2 separate regions of the Homo sapiens genome follow, and region 1 is linked to region 2. A link is a loop called in an ENCODE intact Hi-C map of the cell type or tissue named here. Cell type or tissue: PC-3. All regions are shown on one strand. Each heading gives the region's core, and the rest is flanking DNA. Links, peaks and the distances in the headings are about the cores only. Region 1 overlaps KSR2 (kinase suppressor of ras 2). Region 2 overlaps KSR2 (kinase suppressor of ras 2).

Region 1 (8,331 bases), core at 207-8,206, 66 kb after region 2:
GGCTGGAGAGCAGCTGCCCCTGCCTCACCTCTTTCTTCTCTCCCCCACATCAGGCTGCTACACCCTTTTCAGGTACTTCTCAGAACCCAGTAGGTATCTCAGAGGAAAAGTCCTGTTCCAGCTGGCATTTAAGGTGACACTGAGACTTTGAATAGGTATTGACTTGCCATGATTATACAGATTGGCCCTGGTACTGCCTTTCCTTATTCTTATTTGGAAAATGAGGAGGAGGTCTGCGTTGGTTTCCTAGGGCTGCTATAATAAAATACCAAAAACTGGTGGCTTAAAACAAGACAGGTTTATTCTCTCACTGTTCTAGAGGCCAGAAGTCCAAGATTAAGGAGGTTCTTGATTTTCAAAGCAGGGTTGGTTCTTTCTGGAGGCTCTGAGGAGAGCATGTCCTCATGAGTCTCTTCCAGCTTCTGGTGGCTCTGGCAATCCTTGGTGTTCCTTGGCTTGTAGACTCATCAGTCCAATCTCTGTCCCTATCTTTACCTGGTGCCATCCTGGTATCTCTGTCCAAATTTCCCTCTTCTTATGAGGACACCAGTCATACTGGACTAGGGCCCATTCTAATGACCTCATTTTAACTTGATCACACCTGCCAACACCCTATTTCCAAATAAGGCACATCCACAGGTGTGTGGGGTAGGATTTGGGCACATCTTTTTGAGGCCACAATTCAACCCATGACAAGGCCGAATCTACCTCATTAAACAGGGGTGGAAATGAACACACAACACAAGAGGTTGAAAACTCCTTTGAAACATAAAGATATTTAATAGATACATCTGCAAATGAATCATGACAATTTGACACACGTGCAGTCCCTTAAGGCCAACTGCTTACATCCAGACTTTATCTTCTGTGTCAGTTTCTTGCACTTTGAGAGCAACTTACACCTGGAATAACTCCCATCCCATCACAGAGAAGCACCAGGAAGGCTGAGGGCTGGGCTCCTGGCTTCCTGGAAATCCAAGGGGCAAGTGTGCAGGGCACAGAAGGACCTTAAGTCTCCTGATCCCACACAGTGGAGTTGTCTATAAAGATGTGATATACTAAGAAAGATTCAACGCCACTTAATGTAGGCATCCTGCCAAGGACATCTAGCCTGAGTCCAGCCAGGAGGAAACATCGGGCAGACTTGAATTGAGAGATGTTCTATAAAGTAACTGACCCCTCCTCTTCAAAGAGGCCAAAGTCATACACAACAACAAAAAAGGCTGAGAAACTGTTCTAGCTTGCATAACAGCTAAACACAATATGTGACCTCAGATTCGATCCTGTACCAGAAAAAAAAAAATTGCTCTAAAGGATACTATTGGGGCAATTGCTGAAATTGGAATCTGGTGAGATGAAAGTACTGACTCAATGTCAAGTTTACTGAAATTGGTAACTCTACATGGTTATGTAAGAGAGTATGCAGCCTAGTCCCAAATGGTTCACAAAAATTAGAGAGAGAGAAAGAAAGAAAGAGGGAGAGAAAAAAGCAAATGCAGGAAAATGTTAAAAACCAGTGAATCTAAGTAAAGAGGGACCTGGAAGTCCCCTGTGTTGTTCTTGCAACGTTTCTGTAAATTTGAAATTACTTCAAAATGAAAGCTTTAAAAAAAACTGCCATATAACCCGGGGATTCTGAAATGCCAGCCTGCAGAACTCCCTGGAGAGCTTGTGAAAACTCAGATTGCTGGACCTCTCCCCAGAACTTCTGATTCAATAGGGCTGGAGGGGAAGAGCAAGAATGTGCATTTCTAACAAGCTTTGGGATGCTGCTGCTGCTGGTGATGGTGGTCTGGAACACACTTGGAGAACCCCCGGTAGAACCTGGTTTAAATTGTGGTTGTGATCACCAAAATAACTAGGCAGAAGGAGTTAAGCTGGTTGCTTCTGGGAAGCAGGATTGGGGAGGAATAGTGCAAGAGATCAGTGCTTTTCTTTAGGAACTGTTCTGTAGCATTTTGTTTATTTCCAGGTTTATATATTTCAATGCCTGCAAATCATCTACATCCTGCCTGGCATGTAGCAGGTGGTCAGTACCCATTAAAAAGCTGCTGGGGCCTGAGTTTCTAAAAGATGCCAGGCAACGTGGAACCTCCTGTGTCTGCTGAGTCCCCAGGGGAAGAGGAGATACCAGCACCGACCCCAGCTCATTTTGGGGGAACGAAGTCCTTTGGGTAACTCCAATAGGATATCTACTTTCCCCTTGGAATTGGCACCACTGAGTCCAGTCAAACCCAAACTGCTCAAAATATCTTCCAATTCTGAGACAAGACTGTGGTTCAGCCAGCAAACTTCTGTCAAGACACGAGCCTCTCCTCCCTCTCTTCTGGGGAGTAATGAACCTTGGCCTTAAGCCTCATTAAACCCCATTATATAATCACCCCCATCCTGAGTCTCTTTATAACCCTTCCAGCGGCCGCTTTCTTGGGAGTAGGCAGTTCTGCTCCATCAGTCTTTATTGCTACCTGCTGCCTTCCTCGACAAACCAGGCTTCTGACTCAGCCTCAAGGTACACGCAAGGCCAGGCTATCAAAAGAGGGGCAACTCTCTCTTAGCTTGTCCCCAGGACAAAGAGCAGGAGTTGCTTAGAGTAGGGATGAGCAGAGGGGCTGCCGTCTTTCAAGACACCTCATGAAGGACAATATTCCATAAGACCCAGGCCTTGTGGGTAACTCCAGCTGGTGTCATTACGACCAAGATGGGGAAGTTCTGGAACCATCAGTCACTTGTTCCCCTTGGTAACTGCTGCCCTGAAGCTGCTGCACCTGGTAGCTGTGTTCTCCCAACCCCAAGCCCCACCCAGAGTTTCCAAAACCAGCATTCTAAGTGAGTCATGGGCAGCTAATAAAGAAACACCCAGAAAACTGCAGGTGGCAAAATTACTATGTCATTCCTCATCTTCCACCAGAGATGTCCAGGATGAATGAGTCGCAGGAGCTTCCTGCAGCTTGCAATTTTGGCTACTTTCTGCAACTGCCTGGCCCCTACGGGGATGGCTACAACCTGGGACGACAGATCCCTAGAATAATAACAACAGAGTCTAGGTGGAGCAGCAAATGGTTAGTCAATGTGGGTGCTGCTTTCTAAGTGAGCACAGCACACTGACAAAGAGGCGTCCTTTGAGCAAGGCTGTCACCCACAACACACTCCCTCCGTGATGCAAGGGCATTGGAGAGAAAACGTGAGCATGTTCAGTTCCCTACCTAATGAGCAAGCAAGTTTTAATGAAGATGACATTGCAATTTCACAACCGAGCACTGCAGAGTGGAGGATTCAAAAGGATGGCAAACTTCACCTCTTTCCTGACCTTGTGACCTTGGGCCAACTGCTTAAACTCTCTCAACCCCAGTTTCTTAATCTGTAAAATGGGAATAATAGTAGTACCTACCTTATAGAGGATGATGGAGTTTAAATGAAATAATAAAAGTGAACTGCTTTGTGCAATGCCTGGAGCATTGTCAACACAATACATGCCGATTGCTATTATTAACATGGTTTTCATCATTGTTGCAAGCCACTTCATCATGTAACATACAGCAATGGCTCCCAAAGCCACCCTTTATTGAGACTCAGTGCTCTAAGTACCAGTCCCCACGCTAGGGAATTTACATGCATTTCTCATTGTATCCTCACTGCATTGTTGCTGGGTAGAAAATAGACTCAAGAGGTTAAGTAATTTGTCCAGCGACTTAACAGCATCCAGTTAGTTGCTTTAAACCCGAAGTCACTTCTACCAGCTGGTAATGAATGATGACAATTATTCCTTCCATCTAGGTGGCACTCTTTCATTGTGAAGTAGCCTTTCTTTAGGGGATTTAAGAAAGCCTGACCTCCATCAGCTGGGATCAGAGATAGCCTACAAGGAGCCCACGAGCTTGCAGGTTGTTGGGGTAAAGATGATCCACTGGTGAAGAGCACCTAAGCAAACCACCAGAGCATGGTGGCCCACCCAAATGCAACACAGAATAAATACAGCAAGGGTGGAGAGATAAGTCCACTGCTCTCTATTTCTCTGGGAAGCAGGTTCATTTGAGTCAATATCTCCCATGGTGAACAGAAGCGTCTGACGTCTTTCATTCTAGCCCTACCTGAGTGAGGCTATGAACCCCAAGGGCTGGTGAACCTTGGAGACAGATTCCTCCATGAGCGAAGGCTCCTGCCATTCCCCTCCCTCCCTTTCCCCACTCACCACTCCCAGGCCAGGGGAGTAGGGTAAGCCCCAAGAAGGTGATGTCCTTCTCGCAGCCCACTCAAGGTGGCTGGGCACCCTGAGGTTGTGAGGCTTGGCCACACTACAGCCAGATCTGCCTAATGCTGTCCCCAGGCGTTACCATCATGGGGTAACAAGATGACGTGTCACCACCCTTCACAGTGCAGACCAGAGCCAGAGCCGACAGTTACAAACAGGCAGACAGACTGAGCCTGGCAGGGATGCAGCCCCAGGGGCCCCCTTGGCTGGCTCAGCAGGAGGAAGGCTGCCACCAGGGCCCAAAAGCAGGGAGTTCTCTTCTGGAATTCACTGGCATGGGAATGGGAACTATTACAAACAAGGAGGAGTCGGCACCTGGTAGCTGTGTTCTCCCAACCCCAAGCCCCACCCAGAGTCCCCAAAACCAGCATTCTAATTGCATCAAAAGATTTGCCTAGGAAAACTCAGTGGCTAGACCTCAGAGTCACTGAAATGGACCCTCAGGGAGTGCATACCCCTGGGGAAACTGAGACCCAGATAGAGGAAGGAACTTGCCGCATTGAAGTGATACAATGCAGGCTAGATTGGATCTGGATTCAGAAGGGACCCCATGGACAAATTCATGCACCATTCTGAGCCTCAGTTTCTTGATCTGTAACATGGGAATTCTAGCACCTGCCTCACAGACTGGGGTGAGTCTTAACTGAAATAGTGCAGCTGACACACCAGGCAGAGACAGAGGCCACAAAGGCAACCGGCGGCAACACTGAGATTCCAACAGAGAGCTTCTCGTTTCCCAAACGAACCTGCCTGCCCCACACCAGGCTGCCTCTGTTTCTGTTACTTGTTAGAATCAACAGATAGGGAACTGGTCCCTGAGGTCTCAGCTATTTGGGTTACACACTCACTCATTCTTCCACTGAGACTCAAATGCTGTCTTTCTTCTTTCCGGGAGCTCAGAGAGCAACTTTTTTGAAGAACCAAGACTGTCCAAGGGGCAGTTGTGCTCCTGGTGCCTCTTACTGCTGGGAGCCACCTTTTAATTAAGGACTTTGCTCCTGTCCACAGGCAAGCAGAAACGCTTTTCCTCTTAGGTGGAGACCAGGGCGGGAACAAAAAGTTAGAAGCCATGATGAATCCTCAAAAACTCTTTGGTAGGGACGGGGGCTCAAATGTTTAAATCTGTGTTTTGTTGTCTTTTTTTTTAAAGCAGGAAGGAGATGTTTTTACTCTGGCCAAAATTAAAGTGCAGAGCAGTGGCCAACCCCTGGAGGGGGCCCGGCTGACATTCACTCATAGGATGGCGATGACCAAGGACAGATGGCTGTTAGAGGCAGTCACCCAGAGTCATGCCAAGGTAAATGCCAAGCACTCTTCGGGCCATGGGGAAGTGGGGAGGGGAAGTAAACTGCAAGGCATTTAGCCACAGAAGCCCCAAATTAACCATCAGCCCACAGGCTGTAAATGCTTCAAGAATAAAACATCATCATAAAAGCCACCATTTATTATGCACCTACTGTGTGCCAGGAACTGTGCAGAAGGCTTGGCATGCATGAGCTCATCTAATCCTCACAACTGTCTACAAGATGAACCTCTTATTGTCCCCATTTTACAGATGAGGAAACAGGTTCAGAGGCTTTGAACTCACTTGAGGTCACACATAATTGCTTAAAAGTAGAATAACTGGGGTTCAAACCCAGGCATCTGCTCCTGGTCGTGACATCTGCCTCACCTGGCTGTTGCTACACACTGGACTTGTCACTATCACGCTTTTCTTCATCCACGCTCATGCAGCCAGTCTCTTTGACTACCATGCAGGCCCACCGTCATGAAGGGTGCTCTCTCTGGCAGTGATTTCTCTGGACAAATTAATAAATTGGCCTTCTGGTATGGACCTGGGAGTCGAGGGTACTATTTTAGTTTGCTTGATTTAGAGCCTGCCTAACCTGGGCACCAAGACAAGGCAGTCTCTGGACCGACTCCTAACTGATGTCCACATGGTTCATCAGTCCATACCCTCAGCTGATTCCTACCACGGATGCACCATAAACACCCATGGGCTATAAACCAAGCTCACTATTCGGGCCCCAGCCTAACCATCTAGCGGGATGTTGGATATTACATGTACCTGCCTTTTTTTCCAGGCACAGAATTAATAGATCTTGTCAAATTCTCAAAGTGTAAGAACCCTTAGATAAAAGTAATGAAGGAAACCCCATATTTAGAGAAAGGCATTCTGCTGAGTATTTGAGCGGTCATGGTTATCAAATGATGTGTGATGTGTTAGAAAGAACCAAATTCAAATCCCAGCTCAAATACTCAACACCTGTGTGACTTTGAGCAAGTTCTTTGACATCCCTGGGCCTCAGTTTCCCCTTCTGTACAATGGGAATAATCCATCTGCATGAGGGATTGTTTGCAAGAACTAAATGGGGCCCTGCCTGTGAGTGATTAGCATGTATCAGGGCTCAGTGAACATGTCTCATCATTTCTCAGAGCAGCAACACAACGTGCACAGCCTGTGGCTGAATTAAGGGCCAGGGGTTATTTCTTCTACATTCTCAGAGCCCTTCCTTCTCTTGAGCAACCAATCAATAAAAGTTGCTGTCTTGGCTGGAGGACTGGCTGGGCTTTATTCAGTGGGGGTGCCCCTCTGACCACATCTGTGCCTGTTCAGCAAATCGGGCCTCTGGGTAGAGAAGATTAAACCAGCCCTCCATCACCAAAAAGTTCCATTTCCGCTCCAAGTAATAACCACCCTGTCTCCAGCAGAAATTCGTAAGAGCAGAAAGTAAACCACCTCAGGCCATGCTCAACCCCATTTGAACCCAAATACATCTTTGAGATGTAAAGGTTATATATATTGACCTGAGTGGGGAAAAAAATACAAAACTTAATCATAGATGCCTTAGCCACAGCAGCCAAGAAAAATCCTGTAATCAGGCAGCTGAGAGACAGCCGGGAAGAGGGAGAGAGAGGGCGGGTGCCTCCCTGAATGCCTGCTTGCTTTTCTCTATCTTTCCTTCACAACTTCAGGGGAAAGAGCAGGAACTGGGGACCAACGACAACACCCAGTCAACCTCCCCAGCGTCAGTTATGCCCCCTTCCAAAACCATCCAAATGGGCATGAGTGGCATAGGCAGATGGGGGGGCTGTGGGCAGATGATGGGTGAAGCTCTACAGTGAGCATTTCACAAGCCCTTGAGATAAAGAAGAGAGAGTTTGCACCTGGCACAGAGGACAGCAGGTGCTGGGGAGAAGGAGGTGGCATGGCAAGCGTTCCCAGTGCAGCCCGGCAGGGTGACTTACTTGCAGAGAAGTTGGCCTCAGTGTGAACAGGAGGGGTGGAAGGCAGGAAAGGTGCGTGTCCCACAAAGAAGGAGCGGAGGGAGCGCTCGGACAGCAGCGGGGAGCGCTGCTGAGAGGGGATGTTCTCGCAGCTGCCTACGCTGCTGTGGATCTTGAGGTTCAAGGGTTTGCTCTTCTTCTTGGCTCTGAAAGGGAGACAGAAAAAGAGGAAAAGGAAATATATCCATAGGTGCACAAAGTTACAGCAGGGAGGCCCAGCCTTGTGTTTCCCATGAGGGGTCCAAAACCCACAGGGAGAAATTAGAAGAGCCCACAGGCTTTTAGGTAGAGACACAAGGGCTGGGCAAAAAGGGTTTACCCTCTCACCCCTAGGTCCCTCTAAGAAGCTCATTCTACCATGGAGCACAAGCAAACACTTCAGCCATTCTTTTTTGCCCAGCTCCCTAGAGAAGCTCTAGAGAGCCAGTGTCAAGTTCAGCTTCCAACTCCAATCCCGCAACTTTTGCCTAAACATCTCGAGTCTCCAGAGCTCCAAGCCCCCAACCCGTGGCCAAGCTGCTCTTTGGCCATTTGACAAAAACAGCAAATCCCAGGCTGTCCTCAAGTGAGTCCAGATCTGTGTCAAGGTGGCATTCACCATCTACGTGTTTAATCCCCAAATCCACTGCCCTTCCTCCATGTAACAATAATCAGTGCATTTCTGTAGATGTTAAGCCTGATGACTTTCAAGAGATCTAAGTAGACTAAGCCTTCGGTAGGATCACAGTGCCTCTTCTGGAAATGCTTCCTCTTGCTGAGGACTTCTGGTGCCGGGCTCCTCCTTCCCAGCCCAC
Region 2 (8,331 bases), core at 85-8,084:
TCTCCTCCTCTGTAAAATGGGGGCAATGAAATCCATCTTGCAGGGTTTACCTGAGGATCAGACACTGGGAAATGAAGCAGGTACCTGGCAATAGTAGGTGTGCATTAAGAGGCGGATGGCCCCTAGAGCAATTCAGCTGCTTGTTTTTAGCTTTTCTTAGCTGTCTCTCTTCCTGGCTGGAGAAGACAAAATATGGGAAGAGGCTCCTTTGGGAAAGAAGCCATGACTGTAGAGAGAAGCTGCAGTGAGTTATGCAGAGGACAGAACTGTCTAGGTCCTTCTGACCATTTATTCCCCTTCTATCATCCTGTTCTCAGAGCGTGTCCACAGCACTTGCCTGCCTGGGTGTGATGGATGGGTCTTAAGTTCCTCACACACTACATCATCAATTACTTACATATTTATCGCCTTGAACTGAGTTTATGGATCTTAAATCAGAGCCATCGGAGTTGTCTGAGCTGAAATTCTCCCCTGATGGAAATATGATGTTTCTCATTATGTAGCCACTCTCTAGTTAATGTTCAGCGGAAGTTAATTGTCCACAGAACAAAGGGCTGCTGAGAAGTTCCCCCTACAGAACCATTCTGTGGAATTTACTGCCTGGATGGACTGCTCGGGGACAGACCAGACAAGCTTGCTGCCAAAGACCCCAGCCAGGTTTTCAAAAACCCAAGACACCAGGCATCGTGGGGCTCTGGACTTCAGGCAATAGACTGCCTCTCTCTCAGTTTCCTGAGACTTAAAGTGCCATCCGAAGAGATGTCACACTGTCTGTAGCTTGCAGACATGGTGGGGACAGCCTCGTGATAAATAATATATAAGTTCAAGACTGGGTGTCCATATTCCAAAGCCAGTCTTTCTGAAGCATCCCAAGTGAGGCCAGGAAGCCTGCTGAGGCGACAGGGTTGTGACAGGTGCTGATTGCATCCCTGAAAGTGAGACCTCTGGGGCAGGATACCTCTGCTGCAACAGGGCCATGGTTTATCAGTGAGAGGTGTTATCAGTAGAAGGAGGATACAGAGAGTCCCCATACCCCCAAGAACTTGGAGATAAGGAAGGAATTCCCCCGCAACAAGAGTTAAACCAGCCCAACCCCAACACATAAACAAAGTTAACCTAGAGCAACAGTTCTCAATCGTGAGCCCTGTTGATCCCTAGGGGACATTTGGCAATGTGTGCAGACATTTTTCGTTGTCACAACTTGAGGGGGAGGAGTGGTACTGGTATCTACTGGGTAGAGACCAGGGATGCTACAAACGAACAGAACAGCTTCCTCCAACAGAACACTGTCCAGCTCCAAATGTCAACAGTGCCTAACTGGAAATCCCTGCCCAGAAAGACAGGGAAGGACCTAGATCTCCATCGCCTGATACAATCCATTAAATGCATGGACAGATCTAAAAACAGGCTCAGTCACCATGAAAGGAGAGGCAGAGCTTGACCCTCCCAGCCCATCCAGGGGACAGAGCTCTATGGCTCTGGACACACGCACAAGCTCAGAGCTCACTCCTCTTTCTTCAAAACACTTAGCTAGACATCACCTTGTAGTCCAACACAGTGACAGGGCCTTTTCACTATTGGGTCTCCTACAAAGGAGTTTATTTATTTATTTACTTATTTATTTTACATATTCTCCTGGGTATAAACAAATTTATACTAATTAATTCACACCAGTGCCACAAAGCCCTAAACATTGCTAGATCAAATTCTTTTTTTTTTTTTTTTTTTTTTTTGAGACGGAGTCTCGCTCTGTTGCCCAGGCCGGACTGCGGACTGCAGTGGCGCAATCTCGGCTCACTGCAAGCTCCGCTTCCCGGGTTCACGCCATTCTCCTGCCTCAGCCTCCTGAGTAGCTGGGACTACAGGCGCCCGCCACCGCGCCCGGCTAATTTTTTGTATTTTAGTAGAGACGGGGTTTCACCTTGTTAGCCAGGATGGTCTCGATCTCCTGACCTCATGATCCACCCGCCTCGGCCTCCCAAAGTGCTGGGATTACAGGCGTGAGCCACCGCGCCCGGCCCTGCTAGATCAAATTCTAATGTGACCATTTAAAAGCAGACAGTGCTTCACTGGGTTAATACATCATAATTAACTGACAGACAATACTTTGAAGGCCACCTCATTAAAATCTCCTAGTAGGCCTGTCCCTCTTATCAGTTACTTTTGAAGAAAGTAGCAGCAGCCTGATTTTCCACTGGGAAACTACCGTTCCAATGTCCCACAGCAGGCTGAGTCCCTTCCAGTCTCAGAAGAGGGTGTTTGACCAAGGCTTGGTAAGGCCACAGCATTCTGACCATGGTGATTGCTTCAGGCAAAGACATAGGAAAGAAGGGCTGACACATCAGTTGAGCCCCTGGAGCTTCTCCAGTTACCCTTCCTTTCCTTCCCTCCCTCCCTTCCTTTTTCCCTTCCCTCCCCTCCCCTCCCCTCCCCTCTGTTCTCATGCTGCCAATAAAGACATATCTGAGACTGGGTAATTTATACAGAAAAAGAGGTTTGATGGAATCACAGTTCCACATGGCTGGGGAGGCCTCACAATCATGGCGGAAGGCGAAAGGCACGTCTTACATGGCAGCAGGCAAGACAGAATGTGTGTAGGGGAACTCCTCTTTATAAAACCATCAGATCTCATGATTCTTATTCACTATTAAGAGAACAGCAAGGGAATGATCTGCCCCCATGATTCAATCACCTCTCCCCGGGTCCCTCCCATGACACATGGGAATTATGGAAGCTACAATTCAAGATGAGATTTGGGTGGGGACACAGCCAAACCACATCACCAGGCATCTCACTCTGACAACCAATGGGTAGTGTCTGCCACTTCCCACCTGCCATAACGCACCAACGAACACCTACCCAGACATCACCTCGTAGCGAAACACAGTGTCAGGGCCTTTTCACTATTGGGTCTCCTACAAACGAGTCATTTATTTATTTATTTGCGTATTTATTTTACACATTCTCCTGGGTATAAACAAATTTACATTAATTAATTAACATCAGCGCAACAGAACCCAAAACATTGCTAGATCAAATTCTAATGTGGCAATTTAAAAATAGACAATGCCCCACTGGGTTTATGAATCATGATTAACTAAGAAACAATACTTTAAAGACCACATCATTAAAATCTCCTAGTAGGCATGTCCCTCTAATCAGTTACTGCTAAAATAAGGGTCATAACAGGAGGAAGAGCAAGCACCATGCTCACTATAGCTTTGATAAAGCACTGCATTACTGGACTGCTTTGACAAAGCACTGTGGTTCGCAGATAAACACTTCATATCTTCCCTTCAAGTTACTGAATCTTTCTTTTTCTGGAATGGTGATTTTAGCCTCTTCCATACACCGTTTTTGGGCTTAGATTTTTTTCTCCATGGCCAGTGCTGCCTTCTTTTTCTTTCCTACGTATCTCCCGTGCAAGGGCATGGAAAATATCATCAATGTAGTAGTGGTGTGCAGCAGATGTCTCAAACAAGAGACAGCTGAATTCTTGGGCCAAAGCCAATCCTTCTTCCTTGGTGACCTGAGGAGTTTATTTACAGAGTGGCTAATGACTTTAGTCACTGTGGTAGACTGAATAATGCCCCAGCCCCGCCAAAGATTGCAGGTGCTAATCGCTGGAATCAGTGACTGTTATTAGGTTTGTGTGAAAGTAATGGCAAAAATCGCAATTACTTTCACACCAACATAATACTTCATATGGCAAAAGGGACTTTGAAGATGTGATTACATAAAAGATCTTGTGATGGGGAATCCTCCTGGATTATCCAGGTGAGCCTGAGATATAATTATAAGGATCCTTATGAAAGAGAGGCAAGAGGAGCAAAGGAAGAAGAGGGAGAAAATGTGAGGCAAAACCATGAGCCAAGGAAGAAGCGCTGCCTCTGGAAGATGGGAAAGATGTAGAGGCTCATTCTTCCGGAGAGCCTCTACAAGGAAGCAGCCCTGCCAATGGCCTGATTTCAGCCCCACAAGACTTGTTTTGGAATTACGACCTCCGGAATGATTAAAAAATATGTTTGTGTTGCTTTCAGCCACTGATTTTATGATAATTTGTGGCAGCAGCAACAGGAAACCAACGTAGCCAAGTATTAAATATTCACCAGTTACTTTTGCATCAACCTAGTATTACTTTTGCACCAACCTAATACTTCCCAACTCTTTCAAATAACATGCATAAATGGACATTTATTTATCAAGCTCCTATTCCATGCCTGGTGTTCTATGTCCAGGATCCTCACAGCAACCTGAGGGTTCAGGACTATCTCCTATTTCACAGGAGAGAAAACCGCAGATCAGAGAAGTTCAGTAACTTTCTCAACACGAGGAGTGGGGAATTTCTCTTTTTTTATTTCAATATATTTTGGGGGCAGGTGGTTTTTGGTTACATGGATAAGTTCTTTAATGGTGATTTCTAGAATTTGGTGCACCCATCACCCAAGCAGTGGACATTGCACCCCATGTGTAGTCTTTTATCCCTCAGCTCCCTCCCATTCCCTCTGGGTCCCCAACGTCCATTATATCATTCTTATGCCTTTGCATCCCCATAGCTTAGATCCCACTTATAAGTGAGAAGATACAATAGCTGGTTTTCCATTCCTGAGTTACTTCACTCAGAATAATGGTCTCCAACTCCATCCAGGTTGCTGCAAATGCCATTATTTCATTTCTTTTTATGGCTGAGTAGTATTCCATGGTGTATATACGTATACCACATTTTCTTTACCCACTTGTTGATTGATGGGCATTTGGCTTGGTTTTATATTTTTGCAATTGCGAATTGTGCTGCTATAAACATGCATGTGTAAGTGTCTTTTTCATATAATGACTTCTCTAGTGGGATTGCTGGATCAAACGGTGGTTCTACTTTTAGTTCTTTAAGGAATCTCCTTACTGTTTTCCCTAGTGGTTGTACTAGTTTACATTCCCACTGGCAGTATAAAAGTGTTCCGTTTTCACCACATCCATGCCAACATCTATTATTTTTTAATTTTTTTATTATGGCCATTCTTGCAGGAGTAAGGTGGTATTGCATTGTGGTTTTGATGTGCATTTCCCTGATAATTAGTGATGTTGAGCATTTTTTCATATGTATATCTTATTTTGAGAACAGTATATTCATGCCCTTTGCAGAGAAGCAAGGAATTTCTTGCTACTTTCTTTTCAGGAATTTCCCACAGGAAAAAAAAAAAAGTCTGTTTATCCTGTATGTGACCTAGCAGCCTGAAGTGATGGGTCTGCCCTGGTAATATCTGTGAATAAGATTCAATATTTCATGAAAATCAAAACAAATAAAGTCCTCCCCGACCTTTCCTGGAAATAAACAATTTAATCTACTAAGTCCACAAGGGAAGGCGCCACCAGAAAAAAACAAAGGCATGCTCTCACCTGTAACAGTCATTTACCAGTGTTTTAATTTACCTAGAAAATGATTTGGCCTCTCAGACTGATAAGAGGCACTGATGTTGAGTGTTAGCTATTTGTATAATGGCAAAAACTGCAATAACTTGTGTGCCAACTTAATGATTTGACACAACTTCAAATGGGATGGAAACACGATAGGGATTGAGAAGCTGGACTCCAAAGTCAGTTGCATCTCAGCCATTTAATGAGACCCCCACCTGCAACTGCCCCTCTTGGCCCTTAACAGCACTAATGACTCCAGGTCACTGGTTCCCAAACTTCACGCATCAGATTCCTGGGGGAAGGATAGGTTGTTAATACGTCAATTGCTGGATTCCTCCCGCAGAGTTGCTGATTCAGTGAGACAAAGCATCTGCATTTCTAACAAGTTCTAGAAGATGAATGATACTAATGGCACTCCTCTTGGGACTGAACTTGGAGATCCACTGACCTAAATCGAGAATTTCCCAACCTCAGCACTGTTGACATTTGGGGCTACTCCATTCTCTCTGGTGGGGGCTGTCCTGTGCATTGTAAGACAGTCAGCAGCATCCCTGGCCTCTTACCTACTAGATGCCAGAAGCACTGTCCTCCCTAAGCTGTGACCAAGAAAAATATCTCTAAACATTTCCAAATGTCCCTGGGGGTGGAGAGGCAACATTTCCCCAGACTGAAAACCACTGCCCTAGATCAAACATATCAAGAATGCACAAGAAGGAGGGAGATCATTGAAGAAGACTCCAATATCTTAAAGCTCTTAACTGTACTGCCAACTATTTATTAAGCAGGTGGGTTGAACGGTGACCATGGTGGGGGAGACAACGGAAGGAGACGGGGAACAAGGAAATATCACAAAAGATCCCACCTAATATTGTTCAGACCTGGAGCAAGCCTGGGTACTACAGTGCTTAAGCCTGTCACTCCTGTAGCCCTCCCAGGTCGGTCAAGCTGCCACAGGTTCTACCAGACAAATGGCTCATTGTCTTCTTTGAGTGACCAGCAAGCTCTCAGAGCAGCCACCACTCCCAGCTGTAGTGACTCAGCCTTGTACCTAAGGACAAAATGGCCAATCCTGGCTAATCATTGAGAAATGGGTCTGAGCCCAAAAAGGAACTCAGGGCCAGTGCTCAAAGACGGTCTGATTGCAACCCTCCAGGAGGAAAACAAATTCACAAAGCAGTCCCAGGTTGCCAGTTCTCAAAGTCAGCAAACCAAATCCTAACGTGCAATCTTCCCAGGTTTTTCAAAAGCCATGGGATTGATAGTCAGTGGGGAAAGGAAGAGGTGTCGAATCCAGGCCTGATGGATGGGTGCAGAGGCAATCAGACGTGTTTTCAGAGCCACTGTGCTCTGACACCTGCCCCCATTTTCCACAGAGTTTGGCTCTGAATGCGTCCCTGGACCACGCCCTCCGTCTCCTTTACCTGGCGTTCCTATTCTTGTAGAAAGGAACACAGCCTAATGATGGATTTGTTCAATGTGATCATTCTCGCTTATGTACAAAACAAAGGCAGGATTGATGAACTCCTAAAGAAGCACATTCACAGGCCTGATCTATGCCTCTTACCTTGGAGCAGGCAGCAAGTACAGCCTCCAAGGGAATGTCAACATCTTTGCACTTTGTCAATAGGACCTTGATTCTCTAAAGGCTGAAAGGTGTTTTCATGGGTGAATGCTTAGAGCCAGCTCATGGTTTTCCAAACCCCACTCAAAGCTTCCAGATGACTCTTTTTGCATCTGTGAGCTTCTTTCATCCCTAGATATCACCCTGGGGAGAGGGCAGGCAAAAGATGTTCTCTGTACTTGCAAGGAAGAAATGGTAAAGGCATGGGGGTCGAGTGGGGGCTGGGGACTCCTATGTTCCGGAAAGAGCGAGGTTACTGTCCTGAAGTCACATCTCAGCTTTGCCCCTGGATGAGTCTTTTGCCCCCTCTAAGACTGTTTACTTACTTACCTGCAGTATGAGAATTTAAGTAGCAACCGTGCCTGGTGGCTGTAGGATTACATGAGCATCTGGAGTCTAGTTGCTGGGGTTGGCATCCTAGTTCTGCTACTTGTCAGCTATAAAACTTTGGGCAAGTTCTTAAGTTCCTCATAGGATCAACCAAGTGCTTAGAACAGTGCCTAGCACTTAGTAGGTGCTTAGCTGATATTTGTCTCTCTCTGCTCATTTCTACTCAGCCTCCGAGTGCATCTGACAAGACATAAATTGTCTGTGCTTACTTGTTTAGAATCCAAGATCTTGGGGGGGGGGGTACCTAATTACTAGATTAAATAGTGTCCTTCCCCAAAATTTACATTCACCTGGAACCTCCAGATGTGACTTTATTTGGAAATAGGGTCTTTGCAGATATAATCAAGTTAAGATGATACCATCCTGGGTTCGTGTGGGCCCTAATCCAAGACTTCTCAGCACAGGGGAAAATGGACACAGAGACCCACACAGAGGGAAGAGGATGCGGGAACACAGATAGGGAGAACACTATGAGATCACGGAGGCAGAGACTGGAGTGAAGCATCTACAAGCCAGTGAATGCCAAGGATGCTGGCCACCACCAGAAGCTGGGAGAGGCAAGGAAGGACCCCCCCCTAGAGCCTTCGGAGAGAGCATGGCCCTGCCTACATCTTGATTTTTGGACTTCTAGCCTCCAGGACTGTGAAAGAATAAATGTTGTCCTAAGCCACCCAGTTTGCAGTAATTTTGGCATTAGCCCTAGGAGACCAATACACCTAATATCAAAGGCAGCCTGTTTGTCCAACTCTCTGCCTCCAGACAAGAGCCTGCCAACCTTCCAGTCTCTCCAGAATTCCCACCTGACTTCCATCATCTGGCTGGGAAGGATCTAGAGCTAGGCCCAGCAAACATTTTCAGTACAGTGCCAGATAGTAACTATTTTAGACTTTGCGGCCTATACAGTCTCC

What was found. Peaks named below come from ENCODE experiments on the same cell type or tissue, not always from the same donor. Only the 100,000 strongest peaks of a DNase experiment are listed, where the experiment ranks them.
Region 1: a loop joins it to region 2, with 6 times the contacts of the local background. A loop is called at or near these places in 2 of 110 quality-filtered maps.

What each region holds. Positions count from the first base shown.
Region 1 is chr12:117,659,976-117,668,306 of GRCh38, forward strand. It overlaps KSR2 (kinase suppressor of ras 2), which reads right to left. Exons shown (of 20, transcript NM_173598.6): 5 at 7,499-7,683. Among named protein-coding and RNA genes, the nearest start is that of NOS1, 300 kb to the left of the region's middle. In PC-3, for the core only: a CTCF peak has its summit at 3,781; a DNase peak (open chromatin) is centred at 2,866; H3K27ac peaks cover 1,058 bases.
Region 2 is chr12:117,593,643-117,601,973 of GRCh38, forward strand. The region is part of intron 5 of KSR2 (kinase suppressor of ras 2); the gene reads right to left. Among named protein-coding and RNA genes, the nearest start is that of NOS1, 240 kb to the left of the region's middle. In PC-3, for the core only: no CTCF peak of the experiment used is centred there; DNase peaks (open chromatin) are centred at 3,519 and 6,399.